Linked DNA regions of Homo sapiens: regions 2 and 3 are each linked to region 1. Evidence: chromatin loops called from intact Hi-C (ENCODE). Cell type or tissue: mammary epithelial cell. All regions are shown on one strand.

Region 1 (8,000 bases):
ACCTCTTTAGGCTCTTCTCAAAAAGGGGAAAAAAAATATTTTTCATTTCTCAGGTCCTGCTCTCATGGTCTCTTCAGGCTAGTGCTGACTATCCAGTGATGTTCTCGGTGCAGCAGATGTCTACATGCTTATTCTTTCCAGATAAAGCATCTGGGTTTTCCAGAATCCTTGTGATAACCTCACATTGCACAGATTCCTGACATTGACACCTGGACCTTTAGTCAATTCCTCTCACCTCCATTTCTGCCCCTGGGAACACATTTCACAGATTCTGCTGGCTTCCCTTTGCCCCAAAGCACACCCTATTGGGCAACTAAAAGATGGCTTGATTCTAGCTACTTTCCACAGTATCCATTTGGGCCACTCTCAAACATCCTGCTGTACCAAACAGCAAAGGGTAGTCTTCCCTTGACTGCCTCTTTCCTTGCTCTCCCAACAGAGTTGCTCCCAACAGTGTTGCTCCAGCCACCTACTGCTGCTGAGCTAGAAGCATGCACCATATTCTATGGTTACCAGACCACCTGTAATAAGTTCTCCTAAGAATTGCTTCATAGTACTATACTCTGATGTGCTGCACTGCACTTATGACTTATGAATTTTACAGCTCAGCAACATCCACCTGGAGAGGGTGATCCCATTCTCTTTCCTGCTGACACCCTAGATCTCTCTAAGTGAAATTCTTTTGGAGAATCCCTTCCATATCACTGAACAATGAAAATAGAAAAGCTTCAAGTATGATTACTACCGACAATTTTTTCATGTCCTTTAACCAATTTCCTTGGAATTCCTAGGCTCCTATTTGCATAGGTTGTTTGAGGAGGGAAGGATAGGGATTGTAAGATGGGTTTGGTAACCTCTCAGTAAGCACTGGAAGAGGTAACTGGCAGCAACTTTGTTCTCTATTTAAAATTTCAGGGTACTTTTTGTTCTCAGGTTTGGGGTTTCAGCCAAAATTCCAAAACAATGGAAAAAGCCTCATTTGGTATCCGACTTTATCAACTTTGAAACTGAAAGAGACTTTTGTCACTGTCACTGTTGTTTTTAGCTCTTTAAGAACTCTAGTACTGAGAATACAGAGTTCAGCTACCAACCATGGAGTGGGAAGGGAAAATTGCTGACCTAAGAGTTGTACAACAACCATGTGTGGAAATGATAAGAAAAAGTTCTGCATTAAACATGGGTGATGGGTATAGCTTGGGATTGAGATGTAAGTGTGTCTCCGTGTGTGAGAGTTGGTGGGGGAGACTTACTTTATGCTCCATTTTTGGGGTCAAAACCTTGGGAATGAAGGGTGGTAGAGAGAACTAGAATACCATTTGACCCAGCCATCCCATTACTGGGTATATACCCAAAGGATTATAAGTCATGCTGCTATAAAGACACATGCACATGTATGTTTATTGAGGCACTATTCACAATAGCAAAGACTTGGAACCAACCCAAATGTCCAACAATGATAGACTGGATTAAGAAAATGCGGCACATATACACCATGGAATACTATGCAGCCATAAAAAAGGATGAGTTCATGTCCTTTGTAGGGACATGGATGAAGCTGGAAACCATCATTCTCAGCAAACTATCGCAAGGACAAAAAACCAAACACCGCATGTTCTCACTCATAGGTGGGAATTGAACAATGAGAACACATGGACACAGGAAGGGGAACATCACACACTGGGGCCTGTTGTGGGGTGGGGGGAGGAGGGATAGCATTGGGAGATATACCTAATGTTAAATGATGAGTTAATGGGTGCAGCACACAAACATGGCACATGTATACATATGTGACAAACCTGCACGTTGTGCACATGTACCCTAAAACTTAAAGTATAATAAAAAAAAAAAGAAAAGAAAACCTTAAATAAGTTTAGAGGATCTCAAAGCTGAGAAAGTTTCTCTCTCCTTGGGCTATGGCCTGCAAATATCACAAACCACTTAGCTACTGGGTAGAGCAGCAACAGCTACAGGAAGACCTGAAGAAACTATCTTTGAGTCTCCTGCAGTGCCAACTGTCACAGGGGAGCATCTGAAAGTGTCTGAAGTGCAAGCAGATGAGAAGAGCCCTCCAGGTTGGAATAGGAAGGAGACAGAGTATGTTACAACTGGAGACCATGGTGAATCAGGCCAGCAGACAATATAGCTCTCTCAGGAGCAGGGCTGATGATCAAGACCTGGCAGGATGAGACACAGCTCAGTAGTGGTCTGCAAAAATACACAATGGGCTGGGACTACATGCCCACCTCCCATCCTACCCTGTCCCCACTCCAGGCCAAGAGCTTCCAAACCCTGATACTGCCACAGGAAAAAGAAGGAAGCGGGAGGAACTGAGATAAATGGGTTTGATGAAGTAGTTACTTAAATGAGATTAGATTTTGGAAAATTTACCTTAACTTGTGAGATTTAGTTTTCTGCACCGGAAAAAAAAAAAGGGTGGATCATGAGCCAAGCTGAATCAGATATTGAGAAATATAAAGATATTCTTTGTGTACTCTGAACTTCACGTTCAGTTTTAAAGATAAATACATTGAAGACAGGGCTGGAGGGTGTGCCTCTGAATTTAAATACAGTTTGGGATGAAACTAGATCTCCACTCTTGATTTTAATTACTATCTTAAACCAAAAGGGATAATTTCCAGAATCACCATGGAATGGTTTGGAGCATTTAAAGAAGGAAGCATTTTGCCAATACATTTCCTTTGGATGTGATGAATCCTGCACTGCCACAGCCAAGTTGTGTGAATAAAGCCAAAACCAAAATCTCTAAATAATGTGTTCCTTTCCTTAATCCCCATCTATTTGGACACACGTCTATGTGCATTCAAATTGGCATCAGAATACTTGCAAGGCTTTACTCTCATTTGAAACAGTTGAGATATACTACCTAGATACACAGGCAGCATACTATGGCCATTTAGCAAGAAGGCTTTAGAGTTAGCTTGACAGGGGCCAAATCCTCAGTCTATAATTTATTAGATTTGTAATCTTAGGCAAATTCTTTAAATTCAGTGTGCCCCAGTTTCCCTTTTTTATAAAGTAAAAATAATTGTAGTATTTATCTCATGAGTTGTCATAAATCTCAAGCCAACATTTATATACATGGGCATGTATAAAGGAGTGAGTTCTCCATCATTTCAAATATTCAAGTTTAGGCTGGACAGCCACATGGTGGGGGTGTTGCATTGGACTGAATAACTGCTGAGATCCTTTCCAAATATGACTATCCTTTAGAAAAGAAGGTCCAGTGCCAAAGAACAAAATTCACTTTGAGATAAACCCAACTGATGGCTCTCATTTTGAAAAGGAGGCCAAAGACACACAAACTATTTCAAACTAAGATAGAAATAGGCCAAGTCGCCTTGCTGTTGACTCAGCAGCCAGAGAATCACGGAGAGTATGCTGGAGTTAAAGTCAGGAGAACTGGGCTGGAGTCCCAGTGCTGCTCTTGGCTGTGTGGTCATGGGTTAGTTAGGTAATGGATGTGGTTTGCAGTTTCTTCATTTCTAAAATGGGTGTACAAGTTTTTTTTTTATTATTTTCCCTCAAAAAGTATTCATGAAGATTAAATGAGCCAATGTAAAATTGCTTTGAAAATGGTAAATCACAGTATAAATACAGGTATTATCATTTGAAGAGCTCAAATTACACTACATTACACTATACATCATTAGTTCTGAAAATAACATACATAACCTCAAACCCTGGCTGAGAATAAGCTATTACTTTAAATATCATGTTGGGTATAGAAGCTGAAAAAACTGCCACTTTGTAGATTCCTGCATATTTTCTCAACTACTCAAGAGTGGAGACTTTAATTTACCTTTAAGGCAGGTAATGACTTTATTTTGGGGAAAAACAGAAAACACAGAACCATGCCATATATTTATGCAATATAAGTTAGGTCTTACTTGCTGTTTTTAGGAAGCCAGAGGTCATCTTCCACCTGAATACTGATGTCTTAGACCCAGAACTTCTCTGTTTCTCCTCTATAAAAATGAGATGTATCTTTTATCAAAGATTTTCTCTACAGATTTTCACTCAAATATTTATGGAACCTCCTCTCTATGCCAGGAGAGTTAGAGTGTTAAAAAGTCTGACCTACTCCTAATGGTGTTCACCAGTTACTACAGGAGACAGAAAAAATAAGCAACAATTACACAAATAATTAATGATGATAAATGTATGAAGGACAATGAGTCAGTGAAAAGTACTATGAGGATCTGTAAGAAGAGGACCGATAAATGTGGAGTTAGGATGAATTTAAGTGAGGAAAGAATATTTAACCTGAGTCTGGAAAGATAAACAGAACTGACCCAGCTGGGAGACACCAGGTGAAAGCAGAATATTCTGGGAAATATTTTTTATTGTCTCTGTGAAAATGAATGTTATTTTGTCTGGGTTTAGACTATGGCGTCTATAAATAATTTCTTATTCTTAGAGGGTTTTGTATGTTCTTTTCTGGGTAGATGGTATCAGGAGTAGCACACTGAGATGGAAAGGACTTTAGTAAGGTGAAGGCTATTACACCATAATTTTTCTCTTATCCTGGAAAAGGTGCTGTGAAAAGAATAAGATGAGGCTCAATATTGACTGGACATGAGACACTTCATATGTGGCATTGTGGAGTGTAGTCTTGTTAGGTTGATTATATTAATAGCTTCACTTGGTGCCTGTCCAAAGGCAAGATTACTCTCTAAGACTGGATTTTTATCTTAAGTAAGAGGACAATTCAATTGTATCATCTTGTGAAAAGGCTGATGCTGGGACAGGAAATGAAGACTCGCATTTTGCACCTTTAACTAGAGTGTAGTCTGGCTTTAAACTTGGACTTAAAATTACGATGACCAGATGTGACTGTTTTGAGTTGTTCTCTGTGATGTACTGTCCTTCTTCTCCAAACTTTCAATATACTTCTTACTAAAATGCAAAGCCTGACCTCAGCTGTGCACCTTGAATCAATGGAAATTTCTCTTCCATACTTGGGAAGGTGTGTGGACAGGAGGAGAGTCAGCCTCTGGGGCCTAGAGCAGTGGCAAGAGCAGCATCACCCCCAGGAGCCAAGTGTGCCCAGCAACACAGTGATCATGCATCAGTCCAAACATAGTGACAATGTTGAAATTTGCCTGAGCCCTGAGCTCCTGTAAAACAGGGGTCCCCAACCCCCAGGCCATGGACTGGTACCAGTCTTTGGCCTGTTAGGAACTGGTCTGCACAGCAGAAAGTGAGCAGTGGGCGAGTGAGGATTACCACCTGAGCTCAGCCTCCTGTCAGATCAGAGGGACGTGGCATTAGATTCTCATAGGAGTGCAAACCCTACCATGAACTGCACATGGGAGGGATCCAGATGCTCCATATGAGAATCAAACTAACACCTGATGATGATCTGAAGTGGAACAGTTTCATCCTGAAAACCATCCCACACCCACCTGCCATGTCCATGGAAAAACTGTCTTCCACAAAACTGGTCCCTGGTGCCAAAAAGGTTGAGGAAAACTGCTGTAAAACAGGGATGGCTAAGAAGTACTCCACCTAATCTTTTGTGTTCTGGAAAACAGCTAACTGCAAAGAAACACCCTTCCCCATATGACTCTGATGATTCACGGATGCCCATCTTATTTACATGTGGTAAGACACAGACACTCCAAATTCCCATTGTTTCATAAATGATTGGCTAAAATGCTTGTTCCCTAGGTAATCACATGGTCAGAGAGTTCTCCTTATTTTGCTAGTCCCTTTCTCCTTCTTCTAATATTCTTTTGAATAAAGTATCTCTTTACTAAGTCTGGATTTTTTATTTGACAGTGATGAGATGAAAATTCATCCTCAGTGGAAAAATGTGGGGCCCCTTCCTTCACACATGAGTTAGCACCCCAGAGAACGCTCAGAGAGTTTAAGAAGGCTAATTGGTAACCATTAGGCCAGCAGTTCTCAAGTTATCATAATTTTGCTATTAAATATGAAATGTATTCTTATTTTGTGGATTGATTTTGAGAACAGAACATCTGGGTTACATGAAAAATACTTTTTAATGGGAAAGACACCACAGGTATCACAACCAGCCAACCTGGAATAAGCAATTCTTGCTTAGATATTAGAAATTGCTCCAGCATTAAAATCTAGTCTATTATAAGAAATATGCAGTTACAAAAAAAAATCCTTATCTCCAAAGGCAAAGATTTTGCCTCTGGCTGGACATAGCTAGAAATAACTCCTCTTTCCCCACATGCCAGGAAATGCAGTCCCTGATCTTTTTTCAAAGGTGACCCCAAATACCTCTGACACACTTCAAAACTCAACACATCCTTTCTGTCTTCACGACTTCTGATTTTCCAACCTTCTTTAGACATTGAGGCCGTGCCAATCTTTAATCAAGGCAACATTATTAATACTCCAACTCTTGTATTTACTTATGAGTTAGACATGCAATCCTTTAGAGTAAGAATGGTAGAAATAGAGAAAAAAAAAGCAAACTTTTGGAGTCAGACAAATCTAGGTTCAAATCAGCCAAAGTAATACATTTGCTTTGTTGTATGAAAGGCATGTTAATTGAAGTTAACTTGCTTATCACTAAAATGGGAATAATGATAGCTACATGAAATTATTAATATCAAGACTGATAATAACTAAAAACTTTATGAAAAGTGGTTAGTCTTGAGTAGATGGTCACTAAATATTACTTCCTTCTTCTTTTACTCATGCTGAGCACATTTTTTTTTTTACCACATTTTCCATTTTCTCTATCTCAAACTTAAAGCAATGATTAGCACCCAACACTTATTAAAGTCTATTATTTAGCCAATCTTAAATTATTTTGGTTAGATTAAATTGATGAAAGAACACAATTAAGCTCTAACAATTTAGAAAAACATCTAAGCCCAACACTGAATCAAAAATACTTCTGCTGATACTCCTTTTTCTCTCTTGCTCTGTCTGCTTTTCATTTCGATTTTCTTCAAGAATTAACTATTGGCTCCCATCCAGACCTTTCCATGAGGCAGTGGTGGTTACCAAATCTTGGCTAAGCCAGGGCCAAATGGCAGCTGGGGGTGGAGGGGAGGCTGGGGATGGAAAGGTATATAGAATTGTGGTCAAGGAGGAAACGGGACCAAGGACAGTGACCAAGACTTGTGAGTCTGTGGCTGAAGAGGCAGCCAGTGGGGTCAATATACTGACTACCTAAAGAGGGAATGAACATGTAAGTAAAGATAATGGAAGCTATGTTCTTCACTACAGAAGGAAGTTCAAATGACTTGACTAGGATAATTCTTGTGTTTTTTTGGATTGGAATTGGAGGTGTTGGTGGAAACTCATGCTATATAAATTATACACACATACTCATGATTTAAACGTATATGTATGTAATATACATATATAATATCTACATATTTTTATACTCTTAGGATTGCTTCAATACTTCTAATTCCAATAAAAAATATAGATTAATAGTTATAGAGATATATCTAAATATGTATGGTGTGTACATACAAGATATAACCATATGTAAATATTCATATACTTGTGTGTATATGTACATAGGCATGTGTGTGCTTGTGTATGTGTATGTGTATAAATATATTTATTTCTTAGTGTGTCTGCTGAAAATGTCAATAAGCAATGGGATCTCAATAGCAATGAGCATGTCAAGAACCCAAATCTTGACTTCTAAGTGTCATTCTTTACTAATGTTCTATGGAAAAATGGCTGATTTAGAGGGATGCAGTATAAACAGTGCAGAACAAAAGTAGAATATTTTATTATGTTAAAGGGAAAAGCATAAATACAAAATGATGAGGGTTTGTCAAACAGGCACAGGGTCAGCTTGAAAGGTGTTCTGCTGGCTAATTATGAGATAATTTAAGTATTAAAATAAAGATAAAAATAGACTGTAACTTGTTTAATATAATATAAATCCATAAGTGTATACTGAAATAAATAAGTAAATATATACATAAACTAACAGAGAGAAACTCTTTCTTACAATCAAATGTCAACTAATGTAA
Region 2 (8,000 bases), 520 kb after region 1:
TACACTCTTTCCATAACAGTCCAGGCATCTGTGGAAATTCCAGATGATCTATGTTTATATGACTATCTCTGTAGGCTTTTGGAGAAAGACAAGCCTCTTTTCCACCCAGAGCAATGCTGGGAGGGTGTATGTGTAGCTCATTTGGACAGAGCCTCTACATGTGGGCCTCTGAAAGCTTCAAAAAGCATTTGCTCCTACTCCAAGAAAGAACAGGGAGCTCTTTTCAGAAATTGCTGACCTCATCTAAGTGGAAAGGAATCCTGGAAGCTTCAAACGCATCCGTTCTGGCCTCCAGCCCTGGACTTTCTTGCAGATGCACTTTTCAGGAAGGAGGAAGGCAGAGCAGATGGATGGTCTGCTGACGGGCTCAAAATACTTCCCGGAGCACTGAAAACAGGGTGACTGCTGTTCAGGCTGCTGCTGTGTGTCACCCGCTCCCACAGAGGACTACACTCAATTAGGAGATTGTTAAACCCAATTGTCATAGCGACAAATTATCTGATTGTTGAGATTTTCTGCTGATTTTGTCTTAGGAATTGGTCTCCTATTTTCAGCCACAGATTGTTATCAGACTGCGGATTTAGCATCTTCATTTCCTTCCACATCCTTGATTATTCTGGTCTCTGCTTTCTTGACTGACTTCAATATGCAAACATAATACCCACAGAGAAAGAGGGGGAGGCTCTCTACTGGTTGGAGGATGAGTTACAATGTTCATTGCTTCTTTTCTCCAATGGGTAGGTTTGCTTTTTCTCAGACTAGTTGGGAACATATCCAGCAGCTTCTCAGGTATTCCCAACTGCAAACCGTTGAGTACCAAATTGAGACACGATGGTTCTAGAAATTCTCTTCCAAACCCCTTATTTTACAATATAGAAACTGAGGTCTAGAAAGAAGGGTGATTTTCCAAAAGTTTATCAGAGAGTTGAAGCTAAAGCCAAAATAACTATTCTACCTCGTTCAGGATAATTTTGTATTGGTATTCAAGAGCTGCCAGTTATCTAGAAGGCACCCTGATATGGTTTGGGTCTGTGTCCCCACCAAATCTCGTGTCAAATAGTAATTCCCAATGTTAGAGGTAGGGCCTGGTGGAAAGTGATTGGATCATGGGAGTGGATTTCTCATGAGTAGTTTAGTGCCACCCCTCTTGGTACTGTCCTCATGATAGTGAGTTCTCATGAGATCTGTTTAAAAATTATGTAGCACCTCACCCCTCACTCTTTTCTTCCTGCTCCAGCCATGTGACATGTCTTTTCCCCCTTCCCCTTCCACTGTGATTGTAAGTTTCCTGAGGCTTCCTCAGAAGCTAAGCAGATGTCAACATCATACTTCCTGTACAGCCTGTGGAACCATGAGCCAATTCAACTTCTTTTCATTATAAATTACCCAATTGCAGGTATTCCTTTATAGAAATGAGAGAATGGACTAATACAGACTCTAACTCCCACTCCCTGTGGGGAAAGGTGGAGTGTCACAGCTAAAGCCTAAACCCCCTATTGACACAAGGAGAAGCCAAGGACCACAGAAAGGAAGATATTACACAGTCTAGTCAGGCCTGGCCCAAGCACATAGTAGAGGCTCAACTCATCACAGCTGAGTCTCAATCTGTAGAGAAAAATGACTTTCACCTATGCTTAAAGTATTGTTAGAAGTGTAGTCCTTTTCTTTGGACTCCAAGCCCCATAATAAAAGGCAAGACCTGGTTTCTACTATTGCAAAAGGAGAGCCAGGGACCTCTCTGCAGATCTGCCTTCTTCTCTGAATATACCTCCCTCAGCAAAGGGAACGCAAAGGTGGGTCTCCTTATGGTTTTATTATGGCTAATGAACAGCATGTTCTCTCTTTCCTCATTCTCAGCATGAGGCTATTAGCATATTCCCCAGGCTTTTGCCCTCCAAATTTGGAAGCACATGCATAAATTATCAAATGAGCCGTTCTAATGCAAAGCTTCTAGTCATGTTCCTAATCAGGGACTCTCAATGACTCACCAAAACCTTCAGAATGAAAGGCCACCGGATACACTTGTAGCAAGCTTTACTACATCTGCATCAAAGAACCACTTTATCCCCTTAATTCCATGCATGAGCAGAACTAAAAGAGCCACTAATAATTTTATCTTACCAATTTCATGTATATTTTCATGTTACAGCCTAACTTTAACCCAGAGGCTGGAAACATTCTTCTTTACTGACAAATAAAAAAGCGTATCTGCTGTAAAATTGCCTTCTGACTGTAATTCCTAAAAGCTACCTAATTGCATTGCAGTGTCAACCTAGAAAATTCATACAATCACAGAATATAATATTTGGAAGAAAACATTCAGGGTAATTTACATTATTAATGCATCACCTTCCAGTAATTAGCACAGTTCTTTGTACATAAATATTCAAGACCACTTTATTATTAATTAATAACCCTTACCCTTGTTTTACATCTGTGAAAACTGAGTCTCAGATATAAGTAGTGATTTGCCTGAGCTCACAAATGTTGGAGTCAGAATTGAAACCTAGGTGTTCAGATTCTTAGGAACTTTGTTTCTTTTATTATGTCTCTGATAGAATCGCTTCTATTTTTATTAATTTTTTAAACTTCATGACTATAACCTCAAAGTAAATTATTTTCCAATAGGATTTGAGAAAGCCCCATGATTCCTTTTTTGCAAGCACAGCAAACAAGGAGTAGGCACCATCTCACCAAGTCCCAAAGAAGGAACCACATTGGTCCACAAAGTTCCCCCTGCTTCTCCAGGAAGCTATGAGGATGATTGCTCCATTCGTTCAACCAAATAAAAAAAACTACTAATCCCTGCCAGGTGCGGTGGCTCACGCCTGTAATCCCAGCACTTTGGGAGGCCGAGGCGGGCGGATCACGAGGTCAGGAGATCGAGACCATCCTGGCTAACGCAGTGAAACCCCGTCTCTACTAAAAAATACAAAAAATTAGCCGGGCATGGTGGCGGGCGCCTGTAGTCCCAGCTACGCGGGAGGCTGAGGCAGGAGAATGGCGTGAACCCGGGAGGCGGAGCTTGCAGTGAGCCGAGATCGATCGCACCACTGCCCTCCAGCCTGGGCGACAGAGTGAGACTCCGTCTCAAAACAAAAAACAAAAAAACAAAAAAACAAAAAACTGCTAATCCCTGCTATGAATCCTGCACAGTGTAAAGTGCTTCACTTCAAGTATCTCATTTATTTTTCACCCCAACCCTACAAGGTCGGTACTCTTCTCCAACACGTCCTTGACACAACTGGTAAGAAGCATACACAGGATCACACAGCCCATCATTGATACAGCTGTGACTTGAACCTTGGTGACTTTCAGTGATATGAGTTCACTTTCCATGAAGGTATTAAAAGAACAGTGAGATTTCTGGTTCCAAAATGGTGGCATACAAGCAAGCTGACATCACTAGCCCTTACAGAAAATCAAAAAATGAACATATGGCACAAGATTATCACCAGCAATCTTTCAAAACTCAAATATGAAGACGAGACAGTCCTCAGGGACACAGAAAGTGAAAAGTGAAAGAAAAAAAAAAAACTCTGAACAGATGGTAAGAGAATCAGGCTTCCACATTCACAATGTCCCTCCCCCCATTCTGCCCAGCACCAAGTGAGCAGAAAATTTTTACCCAATTCACAGTTTCTATACCGGAAATGGTGATTGCCCACCTGAATCTCACTTTCCCCACTATCTTGGGTGTCCTGGCAGGACACTTGCCTCTGCCGTAATGCAGGAGAAGCATCATGAGTGCCTGAAGGGAAAAATGTCCCTGTGACAGGCAAAGACAAAGTGAAGAGGGAGGGCGACCATCCCCATCCCTGGAAACTCTACTGTGTAACTCAGCCAAAGGAGATGCCAAATCAGAGTGGCTGTTCAGCAGCACCAAGCTGCCGGAGGTTTATTCACAGGATCCCTGGGCAGGAACCCCTAGCCAAGTTTCCAGCAGTGCAAGAATATCCCCTTTGGGACTTCCCCCATTCAGGAAGGGCAGCACTCCAATCCTTTACTGAAGCTGAGCCGAACCCGGACTTATGGTGCCACCTAGAGCCAAACAGGAGGCAGCAACCTAGCAGTAAAGAACCACTAAGCAAATATATCCAGGAAAAAACAAAACAAGCCATGTAGAGAGGGCTGGAATAAATAACTAATACTTCAGTGCACAGACACAGACCTACATCACAGAACACAACAGCAAACAAAGAATCATGATCTCCCAAAGAAACAAAGCAAGGAAACAGTGACTCATACTAACAAGATGGCAATATATGAGCTCTCTGATCAAGAATTCAAAACTTTAGTTTTAAAGAAAATCAGTGATTTCCAAGACAACACAAAGCCAACTCAGGAATTTATCATAAAAATTTAATGAGATTAAAATAATTTTTAAAAATCAAACAAAAATATAGGAACTGAGAAATGTACATGTTGAACTAAAAAATTAATTAGAGGCTCTTGACTACAGAATGGATCAAGCAAAAAAAAAGAATCAGTTAGCTTGAAGACAGGCTACTTCAAAATATACAGTCAGAGGAGAAAAAAGAAAAGGAATGAAAAGAAATAAAAATCACCAACAAGATATAGAGAATAGGCCAGACATAGTGGCTCACACCTGTAATATTAGCACTTTGGGAGGCCAAGGTGGGCAGATCACTTGAGGCCAGGAGTTCAAGACCAGCCTGGCCAACACAGTGAAACCCTGTCTCTACTAAAAATACAAAATTTAGCCAGACGTGGTGGCACGTGCCTGTAATCCCAGCTATTGGGGAGGCTGAGGCATTTGAACCTAGGAGGCAGAGGTTGCAGTGAGCCGAGACTATGCCACTGCACTCCAGCCTGGGTGACAGAGCAAGACTCAGTCTCAAAATATATATATTACTTCAAAAGACCAAATCTAAGAATTACTGGTGTTGAAGAGAGGGTATCAAGCAAGAGCAAAGAGTAAAAAGTTTATCAAGGGGATAATAACAGAAAACTTTCAAAACCTTGAGAAAGAGATAAATATCCAGGGACAGGAAGATCTGAGAATACCAAACAGTTTCAACCCAAACAAGACTACTGTAAGGCATATAAAAATCAAATTTTCAAAGACCAAGTACAAAGAGATGATCCTAAAAGCGGCAAGGGAAAAGAGGCAAAAACATATAAAAGACCTCCAATTTAGACTTCTCAAAGGAAACCATACAGGCCAGGAGTGGGATGGCTACAAATCAAAGACTGTAAAAAGAGAAAAAGAAGGTCACTATATAATGATAAAAGGGTCAATTCAGAAAGAAGATATGACAATTATGAATATCTATATACCCAACACCAGAATTCCCAAGTATATAAAGCAAATACTAATAAAATCTAAAGGGAAAAGTATACTGCAAAACAGTAAGAGCAAAGGACTTCAACACCCCACTCTCAGTAATGGACACATCATCCAGACAGAAACAAAGAAGCATGAGAGTTAAACTATACTAGACCTAATAGACCTAACTGGCATTTACAGAACATTTACCCAACTATTGTAGAATAAACCTTTTCATCAGTGCATGAAATGTCCTCTAGAACAGGTGATATCTTAGTCCACAAAACAAGTCGGAACAAATTCAATAAAGTAAAAATCATATCAAGTATTTTTTCTGACTAAAGTGGAAAAAAATCAATAACAAGAGAAACCTCAGAAACTTCACATACACATGGAAGTTAAATATGTTCCAGACCTACCAATGAGTCAATTACAAATTAGAAGAAAATTTTAAAGTTTCTTGAAACAAATAAAAATGAAAATATAACATACCAAATCTATGAAATACAACAAAAGAAGTTCTAATAGGAAGTTTATAGCAATAAATGCCTATATCAGAAAAGTAGAAAGATTTCAAATCAACAGCCTAACAGTACACCTCAAGGTACCAGAAAAGCAAAAACAAAACAAACCCAAAATTAGTAGACGGAAACAAATACAAAGATCGGAGCAGAAATTAATGAAATTGAGACTAAAAAACAATACAGTAGATCAACAAAACAAAAAGTTGATTTTCTTAAAAAGATAAACAAAATTGACAAAGCTTAAACTACACTAGCCAAGAAAAAAGAGAGAAGACCCAAATACATAAAATTAAAAATGAAAAAGGAAAAATAACATTTGAGAACAAAGAAATACAAGGAATCATCAGAGGCTATCAGGAGTAACCATATGCCAAAAAATGGAAAATCTAAAAGAAACAAATAAATTACTGGAAATATACAACCTACCAAGATTGAACCATGAAGAAATTTTTTAAAAACAGACATTAAACCAATAACAAGTAAAGAGATCAGTTGTAACAGGTTTTTTGGTAGAGTCTTTAGGTTTTTCTAAGTATAAGAGCATGTCACCTGTAAACATGGCTGGTTTGAATTCTTCCTTTTTAATTTGGATGCCCTTTATTTCTCTTGCCTAATTGCTCTGGCTAGGGCTTCCAGTACTATGTTGAACACAAGTTGTAGAAGTTGACATCCTTCTCTTATTCCCATTTTTAGAGAAATAAACTTCAATATTTCCCTGTTCAGGGTTTGTCAGATATGGCCTTTACTATTTTGAGGTATGTTCTTTTATAACCAGTTTCATGAGGTTTTTTTTTAATCATAAAGGGATGTTTAATTTTATTAAATGCTTTTTTCATGTCTATTGAGAAGATCATATGGTTTTTGTTCTTGGTTCTGTTAATGTGATGTATCATTATTATTGATTTGCATATGTTGAACCATTCTTGCATCCCTGGGATGAGTCCAGTTTGATCATGGTGAGTGATCTTTTCAATGTATTGTTGAATTTGGTTTGCTAGTCAAATTTGGTTTGATGGAATATATGGTTTGATGGACAAAGTAAGACCTAGTGTTTGATAGATCAATAGGATAACTATAGTCTACATTTTTGCATCTATGATCATCAGATGATGAGTATCAGGTGTGATATTGACCTGTGGTTTTCTTTTTTGTTATGTTCTTGTCTGGTTTTAATATCACTAATGCTGGTATCTCACCACATGTTTGGAAGTATTACCTTCTTTTCCATCTTTTTGTGGAGTTTGAGTAGAATTTATTTTAGTTATTCCTTAAATGTTTGGTAGAAGTTAGCAGTGAACCTATCAGGTCCTGGGCATATTTTTAATAAAAGACATTTTGTTATGGCTTGATCTCTTTACTGATAAATCCAGTAAAGTTGCAAGATACAAAATCAACATACAAAAATCAGTAGCATTTATTTATGCCAACAGTGTAAAATGTGAAAAATTAATCAAGAAACCAATCCCATTTACAATAGCTACAAATAATATAAAATACCTAGGAATCAATTTAACCAAAGAAGTAAAAGATCTATACAAGGAAAACCATGAAGCAATGATGAAGAGGATATTAAAAAAATTGAAAAGATATTCTATGCTTATGGACTGAAAGAACTAATATTGTTAGGATGACAATACTACCTAAAACAATTTATAGATTCAATGCAATCCTCGTCAAAATACCAATGACATTATTCACAGAAATAGAAAAAAAAATCTTAAAATGTATACAGAACCACAAGACTCGGAATAGCCCAGCAATCCTTGGCAAAAAGAACAAAGGTGGAGGCATCACATCTTTACTGCAAAGTGGCTTCAAAATTTACTACAAAGCTAGTAACCAAATTACCATAGCACTGGCATAAAAACAGATACATAGATCAATGGAACAGAATAAAGCACCCAAATATAAATCCACACACTTACAGATTTATCTTCAACAAAAGCACCAGAAACATACAATGGTAAAAGAACAGGCTTTTCAACAAATGATACCAAGAAAACTGAATAACCATTTCAGAAGAATGAAACTAGACCCCTATAACTTGCCACACACAAAAATCAAATCAAATTGGATTACAGACTTAAACTAAGACTTGAAACTACGAAACTTCTAGAAACAACAATAGGGAAAACACTCCAGGACACTGGTTTTGGCAAATAATTTTTGTGTAAGATCTCAAAAGC
Region 3 (8,000 bases), 470 kb after region 1:
GCTCCTGAAATTATTTTTTACCCTGGGAAACGGGCCACCTGGAGCCCATGATTTCAGGAGCCTAAGAAAAGAAACACATCTACAAGTTTGTGGCTCTCTCACCTGCTGACTGCTTTCAGGGAGCAAAGTAATTCATTCCACAAAGTAAAAGTTGGCTTACAAGAAAGAGAGGGTTCATAGAATCTTTACTAAGACATCAGTGATCAGTGACTATTGCTAGATGCTCCAGGAGAGCAGTTATAAAAGGGGAGGGGGAGATAACATTAGAACAAAAGGACATCCAAAAAGTGGTTAGAAAGAATGGAAATGAGAGTTCCGAAGTCGATTTTAAGTCACATGCTTTTTTTTTTTTTTGACTGGTTCTAGCCAATTCTTCAGGAAAGAAAAAGACCTACCCATTTGCTCAGCTGCTTTTCTCTCTCACCATGAGACTCCCTGGCCTAATATTAAACACGCCTTCCATGATCCATTCCACCTTTCTAAGTATTCAGTGCAAGATGCATAAGCATGCTCAACAAATATTTGAAGACAGAAAAAAGGCATGAATGACATATCAATTTTCCCACTAAATGTGCCTGTTTCAGCTGTATTAAAAGGCTTACTCTGTTCCAAGAAGAAAAAAAAAGGAAACTGAGATTTTTACCACTTTTGCCTTTTTTGTACAGGTATTCCTTTCATCTGCTATGTCCTACTTTGTGAAATTTCACCACTGAAATTCTATTCATCCTTTATGGTTTGGTTATGGTTTGGTTATAAATGCCAGGAAACCTTCCCAAATCTCCGCACCTATAAAGAATTCCTTCTCTTCTATATCACCCAATAAGTTCATTACTTCTAAAATAACAACTCCATTATGCCCAGTATTAATTTGACAAACTTTTCTGAATGGCAAGATGGGCACTGGAGCATACAGATCTGAATAAGGTGAAGTCCTATTCTTAAGAGAAGGAGAGAAAGAAATTTTTCAGCAGTCGCACAAGGCATGATAAGTTCAAGAACAAAGTATGCACAGGGCATAGTAACTAGCACAAAGGAAGCAGAAGAACTTCAGGGGAGACACAGCATCAGGAAATATCTGTGAAAGGAGGTGACACTGGATTAAGGAAATAAAAGGAAATCATTCCATACTAACCATCTGCAAAGGCTTGAACCTGAATATCTATGCCAAGTTTGTAATTCCATATGGCTACGGGGGTAGTGGCTGATACTTGAGGTCCACAAGATAGGGACTTGCACTGACAGCCTTGGGGTCTATCTTAAGGACTTGAAATTCCCATGGAGGTGAGGGAAAGTCACTGCCAGGTTTAAGCACAGGCACAGCTCATTTCTTGTCCATCTTTGTAACCCTAGGGTCAACAGCATGGTGCCTGGAAATAACAATAATGTCAGCATATATTGAGTGCTAACTGTGTGCCTGGCACTGTGACAGTCACTTCACATGGATTAGTTAGTAGGTGCTCAATAAAAGTATATTCCATAATCAAATGGAATTGCAGCTCCATTCCAACCAGACTGGGTAAAAATAGAAACTGTCATTATAGCTTTAGCAGAGAGAGTTCAAAAAATTATAAGTTTAAAGGAGTTTAGTAATAAAAAAGAATCAGAATAAAGGAGAAAATTTGATTATTCTTCAGCTAAAGGCCAAACCAGAAAGACTCAGGTAATTTTAAAAAAAAAAATCGGAAGGGTAATTTTTTAAGTGGTAAAAGAGCTAAAGAGGATTTTATAAACACTTTAAGGGATAAAAAGATAAACCACAGAGAAAAATGGATCTTCTAATAAATGACGAGGAAAAGAGAATTAACAATAAATGAGAACAGCTGAAATACTGAACTCATCCTTTGCAAGAAAAATGAGGGGAAATAACTTAGATTCTTAGGAAGTAATAAAAATCTTGCAAAATACTTAATAGGGATAGAAATCTAGTAAGGAAATATTCATTAAACTTAATTCATCATTTTTAAATACACAGCCCACAGCCCTCACAAGTTTCATCTCTACCAGGAATCAGACTAGAGTTAGCTCTCTCCTTCAGTGATGGCTCCTGAAAACATTGACCTTGAAAAAAGACTAAATGTGCTGTGGAAGGACAGTTCCACAAGCAGGAATGGACCCTGGACAATGCCCAAGAAAGCACATGCTGGGAACAGCAGTGACATGCTTGGAAACACCCATGGGATCTGGCTGTCCTCTCGCGATAACAGCCTCCCACCAGAAAATGCACCACTGAGCTTTTATGAGTCACTCAAGCTGTCTTGTGACTACCTCCCAAGCTTCCTGAATTTTCTTCTTTCTTCTGTAAAATGGGAGTGCTTAGTTCGTATAGCAATCATCCCTTTTTCCCTTCCAACTCTCACATTTTCTCTTTCATTTTTTTGAGACAGGGTCTCACTCCGTCACCCAGGCTAGAGTGCAGTGGCATGATCTCAGCTCACTTCAAACTCTGCCTCCCGGGTTCAAGTGATTCTTGTGCGTCAGCCTCCCAAGTAGCTGGGATTACAGGCATGCGCCACCATACTCAGCTAATTTTTGCATTTTTAGTAGAGATGGGGTTTCACCGTGTTGGCCAGGCTGTTCTCCAACTCCTGGCCTCAAGTGATCCACCCTCCTTGGCCTCCCAAAGTGCTTGGATTACAGATTTGCACCACTGCACCTGGCCTAATCCTCACATTTTTATGTCTAATATTTCCTGTAAGAGGAAGTAAGGAGAGAAGGAGAGAGAAAAACAGAGAGATACACACAGAGAGAAGCTCTGTATATGTAGACCCATGTGTAGAATATCTGTGCAAACATTGGAAAATGGCCAGGGAGATGGTCTGAAGCATTGCTTCCTGTCTTAAATGTCAGCCTGGGAATTTTGCTCATTGGCAATGAGACCTATTCCCTGATCAAAATTATAATCATCAACACAAGACTGAAACTTGAGCTTCTGGGAGGTTGGGAAAAGGGGAGGAGTATCGAAAAATGGTAATAAGTTTATAAGGAGGTAATTCAGACTGGAATTGGTAGGTAATTAATCAAATACACAGAATCTCAAAGCCAGAAAGTCTGAGAAGAAGGGGTTCCAACAAAATCCACACAAATAGTTATTATTAGAGCACATTGGCCATTCTGAGGAAAATAAACAAGGTGAGAATGTTCTGTCAGGGAACCAAAGAATAGGCAGTCACATGGGTAAGCCCATGATAAAAGCTAGGCTAAAAGAAGAGAGACAGCAAAGGCACAGTTTGAACCAATGGCAAAGACCCATCCCAGTGAAAGGCAATTTGTGGCAAGAAGCTTTGATGAATGAAAAAAAAAAATGAAAAAATAAGAGAACAAACCAAGACCTTCTACATACAGTGTCTTGGCCTCTCCAGGGTGTCCTAGCGTGTAAGGGCCAACCACAATATTTTGCAACCCATTTTCTAGTGGTGGCCAAGCCTTTTAATGATAATACAAGCAATTCCATCTGCAGAAGATGGTTAAATTCAGTCAGTATTAGCATCTTCTGAATGTCACAGGATCTCTACATGCTACATCCAGACTTTTTTAAATTTGTGAAATAAGCTTTGCAAAAAAAAAAAAAAGAAAGAAACATGTTGAAAATAAAAACCAGAAATTGGTAAAGCCAAATGAAAAATACATATAAAGTATTTTCCAAGAGTGTTGATAACAGCCTTGTGTGTTCAGAAGACACCCCCAGGTGACAAAGTGGACCTGGCCCAGCACTTCAGGAAAAGCTGCTCCCATGTGACTCCCACCACTTTGAAGGAGTACCTGTCATTGGCCTTTCACTGAAATGCATGAAAAGAAAACAATAGGGGGTGGAGGAGAATCTTAAAGCCACATTGGCAGTATCACTATCCCCAGAACCAGCTTCTCACTAGAACTGAAACGAGACACTTTGAGGAAAACTTTCACGTTAGTACAAAAACCACACAACTGTTTTCACAGGAGCAGAATAATGATCAAAATCATGGTTTCAAAGGAATCGGGGAGCAAAAGTCAACACTGGAGCTCAACATTGCCTTTTTACAGCTGAGAAAATCGAAGTTCAGGGGAGAAGCATGCCTGTCCCCCCCATCCCCCTGTCACACCTGATGGGATGTTAGACACAGCAGGGCCTGAGGGTGGGGGGAGGCGTGCCCAGCAAGGCAGAGGGCAATGGAAAGAGGAGACCCAGGAGAAGTGCCGGTTACCACCTGCAGGGGGCGGCATCGAGCGCCCTCCATAGGCTACCCCATTAGGTTGGGCGAGGCGCTCCCTTCTGGACACTCAGAGAAACGGGGGCATTTCTCATTTTGTGTTTTCACATTTTATAATTATCTGTATTTTTCTTTTCCATCTAGACCACCAGCTCTAAGAGGGCAAGGGATGTGTATTAGTCAGAGTTCTACAGAGAAACAGAACTAATAGGATAAATGTACATATGAAAGGGAGTTTATTAGGGAGAACTGGCTCACACGATCACGAGGTGAAGTCCTACCATACGCCATCTGCAAGCTGGGGAAGAAGGAAGCCAGTAATGGCTCAGTCTGAGTCCAGAAACCTCAAAAACAGGAAAGTCGACAGTGCAGCCTTCAGTCTGTGACCCAAGGCCCGAGAGCCCCTGGCAAACCACTGATATAAGTCCAAGAGTCCAAAGGCGGAAGAACCTGGATTGTGATGTCCAAGGGCAGGAAGCATCCAGCACGGGAGAAAGATGGAGGCTGGAAGACTCAGCAAGTCGGCTTATCCCACCTTCTTCCAGTATGACAGGCTGATAGGCTGTGTCACAGTCAGCTGTAACTCAGTATGATAGGCTGTGTCACAGTCAGCTGTGACTCAGTATGATAGGCTGTGTCACAGTCAGCTGTGACTCAGTATGATAGGCTGTGTCACAGTCAGCTGTGACTCAGTATGATAGGCTGTGTCACAGTCAGCTGTATACACTGAACTGAACACCTGCTATTCTGGCAGGCACTGTGCGCAATTTGTGTCTACGTATTTCATCTAATCCTAAAAGTAACTCTAGGCCGGGCGCGGTGGCTCAAGCCTGTAATCCCAGCACTTTGGGAGGCCGAGGCAGGCGGATCACAAGGTCAGGAGATCGAGACCATCCTGGCTAACACGGTGAAACGCTGTCTCTACTAAAAATACAAAAAATTAGCCAGGCGCAGTGGCGGGCGCCTGTAGTCCCAGCTAATTGGGAGGCTGAGGCAGGAGAATGGTGTGAACCCGGGAAGCGGAGCTTGCAGTGAGCCGGTCGCACCACCGCACTCCAGCCTGGGCGACAGAGTGAGACTCCGTCTCAAAAAAAAAGAAGTAACTCTGAACAGTAGGTGTTTATGCTCTGTTCCAGGCGCACTGGCAGCAGATTGGATGGTGCCCACCCACATTGAAGGTGGGTATTCCTCTCCAGTTCACAGACTCAAATGTCCATCTCCTCTGGCAACATCTTCACAGACACACCCAGAAATACTTTACCAGCCATCTAGACATCTTTCAATCCAATCAAGTTGACATCTAATATTAACCATCACTGTGCGCAACCTATTAAATGGAGTAACTCTAGTGAGTGCTCAGTAAATGTTTGTTGAATAAACAAATGGATGAACGAACTAACTGAAGACTCCAAAAGTAAATTGTTGAAGAACCCAGACATGGAACCATAAAACCAGAGCAGAGAACCACATGCTGCTCAGTGCCTCCTGTGCCCAGCTGTCCCGCTCGGTGGCTGCGGGAGACTTGGGCCAACAACCCAACTCTCTCTGGTGCCCCTGCCTTGCTCTCTGTGGACTCCTCAGGGAATAAGTAACCAAATAGCCTGGCCAACAGAGAAATAAACAAGATCTGTCAAATGCCGATGACCTATTTATCTGCCTCCTTCATGTGTTTTGAACTGAATGCCATGTGAGAAAAGTGACCTGGTTGAAGTGTTTGTAATCTGGGAAGATCAAAATAAGATTCATCCTAATGAAAGCATTGCAGGCCACACGTGACCCATGTGTGTTCAGGGAGGTAAGGATAGAGGGTGGTTGCTGAATGGGTGGGTTGCCTCTTCTTTACAATGCCTTCATTATGTAAATCCCATCGAGGCTCAAAGGCAACTTCCCCAAGGAGGCTTGTACAATGCCCCATTCAAAAACACCTTCTATCTCTAAACTCTCAGCGCACTTTCTTTGTCTCAATGTGATAGGCTGTGTCACAGTCAGCTGCATACACTGATGAGTACGCTTGTCTGTACAATATTATCAAATCGGGAGCTTCCCAAGGGCAAGGAATATTCCTAACACATCACTTTATTCCCACTCCGTAATTCAATTTCTGGAACACAGTAGGCACTCCAGCAGTGGTAAGCAGCAGCAGCAGCAGCAGCAGTAGTAGTAGTATTAGTAGTAGTAGTAGTAGCAACAGTACTAATAGTAGCAGCGGCAGCAGCAGCCACCGCCACAGCAGTACCTACCCTTAATTGAACACCTGGTATTCTGGCAGGCACTGTGCACAATTTGTGTCTACGTGTTTCATCTAATCCTAGAAGTAACTCTAAACAGTAGGTGCTTATTATCTCTATTTTGCAGGCTTCTCCACTTACAGGTGAGAAAAAGAAAGATAAGCAAGATCAAATAGCCTGCTCGTAAGTGGCAGAGCCAGGATTCACACTCACATCTCATTGACCCCTCAGTCTGTTCTCTTTCTAATTGAATGCACTGGCTCAGCTACTGAAGGCACGGAAAGGCTGCCTCTGCCTGTGATGTGAACCCGAATTCAAAGGCACACGCTGTTCCTGGGGACCCACCTTTACTCGCTATTGTTCCTACCCAGGCCGCCTTGCTCTGCCCTAGAGAGTTGTGGAATTCTGGAGTCCTGAAGCTCTGAGGGATAACTCGACAGGGGCAGAAGCCCTGGGGGTGGCATGGGCTGCCCAATGTCCCACCAGAATCTGGGGCAGAACAAGACCCAATGGCCTGGCTCTCAGGGCTCAGTGCTTTCTCCATTATTCTCCGATTTTTCTGATGTTGCGATTCCAAGCTCAGTCCTCAACGTGGAGAAAACCCCTAATAAAAGCACAAAATAATTTTTTTCTGCCAAATCTGAGAAGACAAAGTCGAGGGTGCCCATTATTTAATATTGACGACAAGAGACACAGCCTAAGTTTGGCGTATTTCCTCTATTCCAGTCTGCTTCCTGTCCTCTCTCCCCCAAACCTACTGTCAAATGACTTCGAGTTGAATCCCTCAAGCAGAGGCTATGCTTCTTACACCTCCTGAGAGGCAGGTGTCCATGCCTGTCGCCCACTTCCTGGGAATGAAATTAAAATGTCAGCCTTGTACCCAATGCATTTGCTTCCTGCGTTTCTTCACCACTATCTTTGGCCCACTAGTGCCCTGGCTGCTGTGGGGTAGAAAGGATTTACTCCCTCTACTGGCCTCTAGTGAGAGAGTGGAGTCTCTAGTTGGGCCAGCCTCCTGCAATTGCAGTCCCCAGCTGTCACCCTGGTAATTAGTTCATCCTGCTCCACCACAGAGGCTTACGTAATAAAATGGTGTCCTCTGTTCGGAAGATGGGAGCTCTGGCAACGCACTTACTCAAGCACTTCACTGCGTCTGAAGGAAGCACATCTTCACATAAACACAAACCCAGGGCAAAACAGCACAGGGCTTCTTTCTACACACATTGTGCAACACCAGAGAGAACACAGCATCTGATTTCCTCTTTGGTACATCACTCCACTGTTGTGAGAAGTCAATGAGGCTAAATAGCAAAATACATATGAAGCAGCGAGCACCATCCAGAGACAAACAGCAGATGTTCAACGGCAAGCAGTTCTTTTCCTACCTTCCAAGTTTCCTTCTAGGCAAGGCTTGAATGCAATGACTTCTGGCAACTTCTTCCCGAGTGCCTCCCTCCACCGTGGCCAAAATTACGAAGATATTTCCTTGACTATTTCTTTTGACAATAATCACATTCTGGCTTTCAGCCTTATCATTTATGTATCTTTAAGTCAATGGCAGAGACCTTGTCTCATTCACCTTGCT

The links. Peaks named below come from ENCODE experiments on the same cell type or tissue, not always from the same donor. Only the 100,000 strongest peaks of a DNase experiment are listed, where the experiment ranks them.
Region 2: a loop joins it to region 1, with 7 times the contacts of the local background. A loop is called at or near these places in 3 of 110 quality-filtered maps.
Region 3: a loop joins it to region 1, with 4 times the contacts of the local background. A loop is called at or near these places in 3 of 110 quality-filtered maps.

The regions. Positions count from the first base shown.
Region 1 is chr2:14,424,971-14,432,970 of GRCh38, forward strand. No RefSeq gene overlaps it. Among named protein-coding and RNA genes, the nearest start is that of LINC00276, 28 kb to the left of the region's middle. In mammary epithelial cell, a CTCF peak has its summit at 3,174; a DNase peak (open chromatin) is centred at 3,401.
Region 2 is chr2:14,941,212-14,949,211 of GRCh38, forward strand. It overlaps a transcript of NBAS not described here. Among named protein-coding and RNA genes, the nearest start is that of LRATD1, 310 kb to the left of the region's middle. In mammary epithelial cell, a CTCF peak has its summit at 4,059 (motif pointing left); no DNase peak of the experiment used is centred here.
Region 3 is chr2:14,899,773-14,907,772 of GRCh38, forward strand. It overlaps a transcript of NBAS not described here. Among named protein-coding and RNA genes, the nearest start is that of LRATD1, 270 kb to the left of the region's middle. RefSeq lists a silencer at 4,227-4,276. In mammary epithelial cell, CTCF peaks have their summits at 4,215 (motif pointing right) and 7,365 (motif pointing left); no DNase peak of the experiment used is centred here.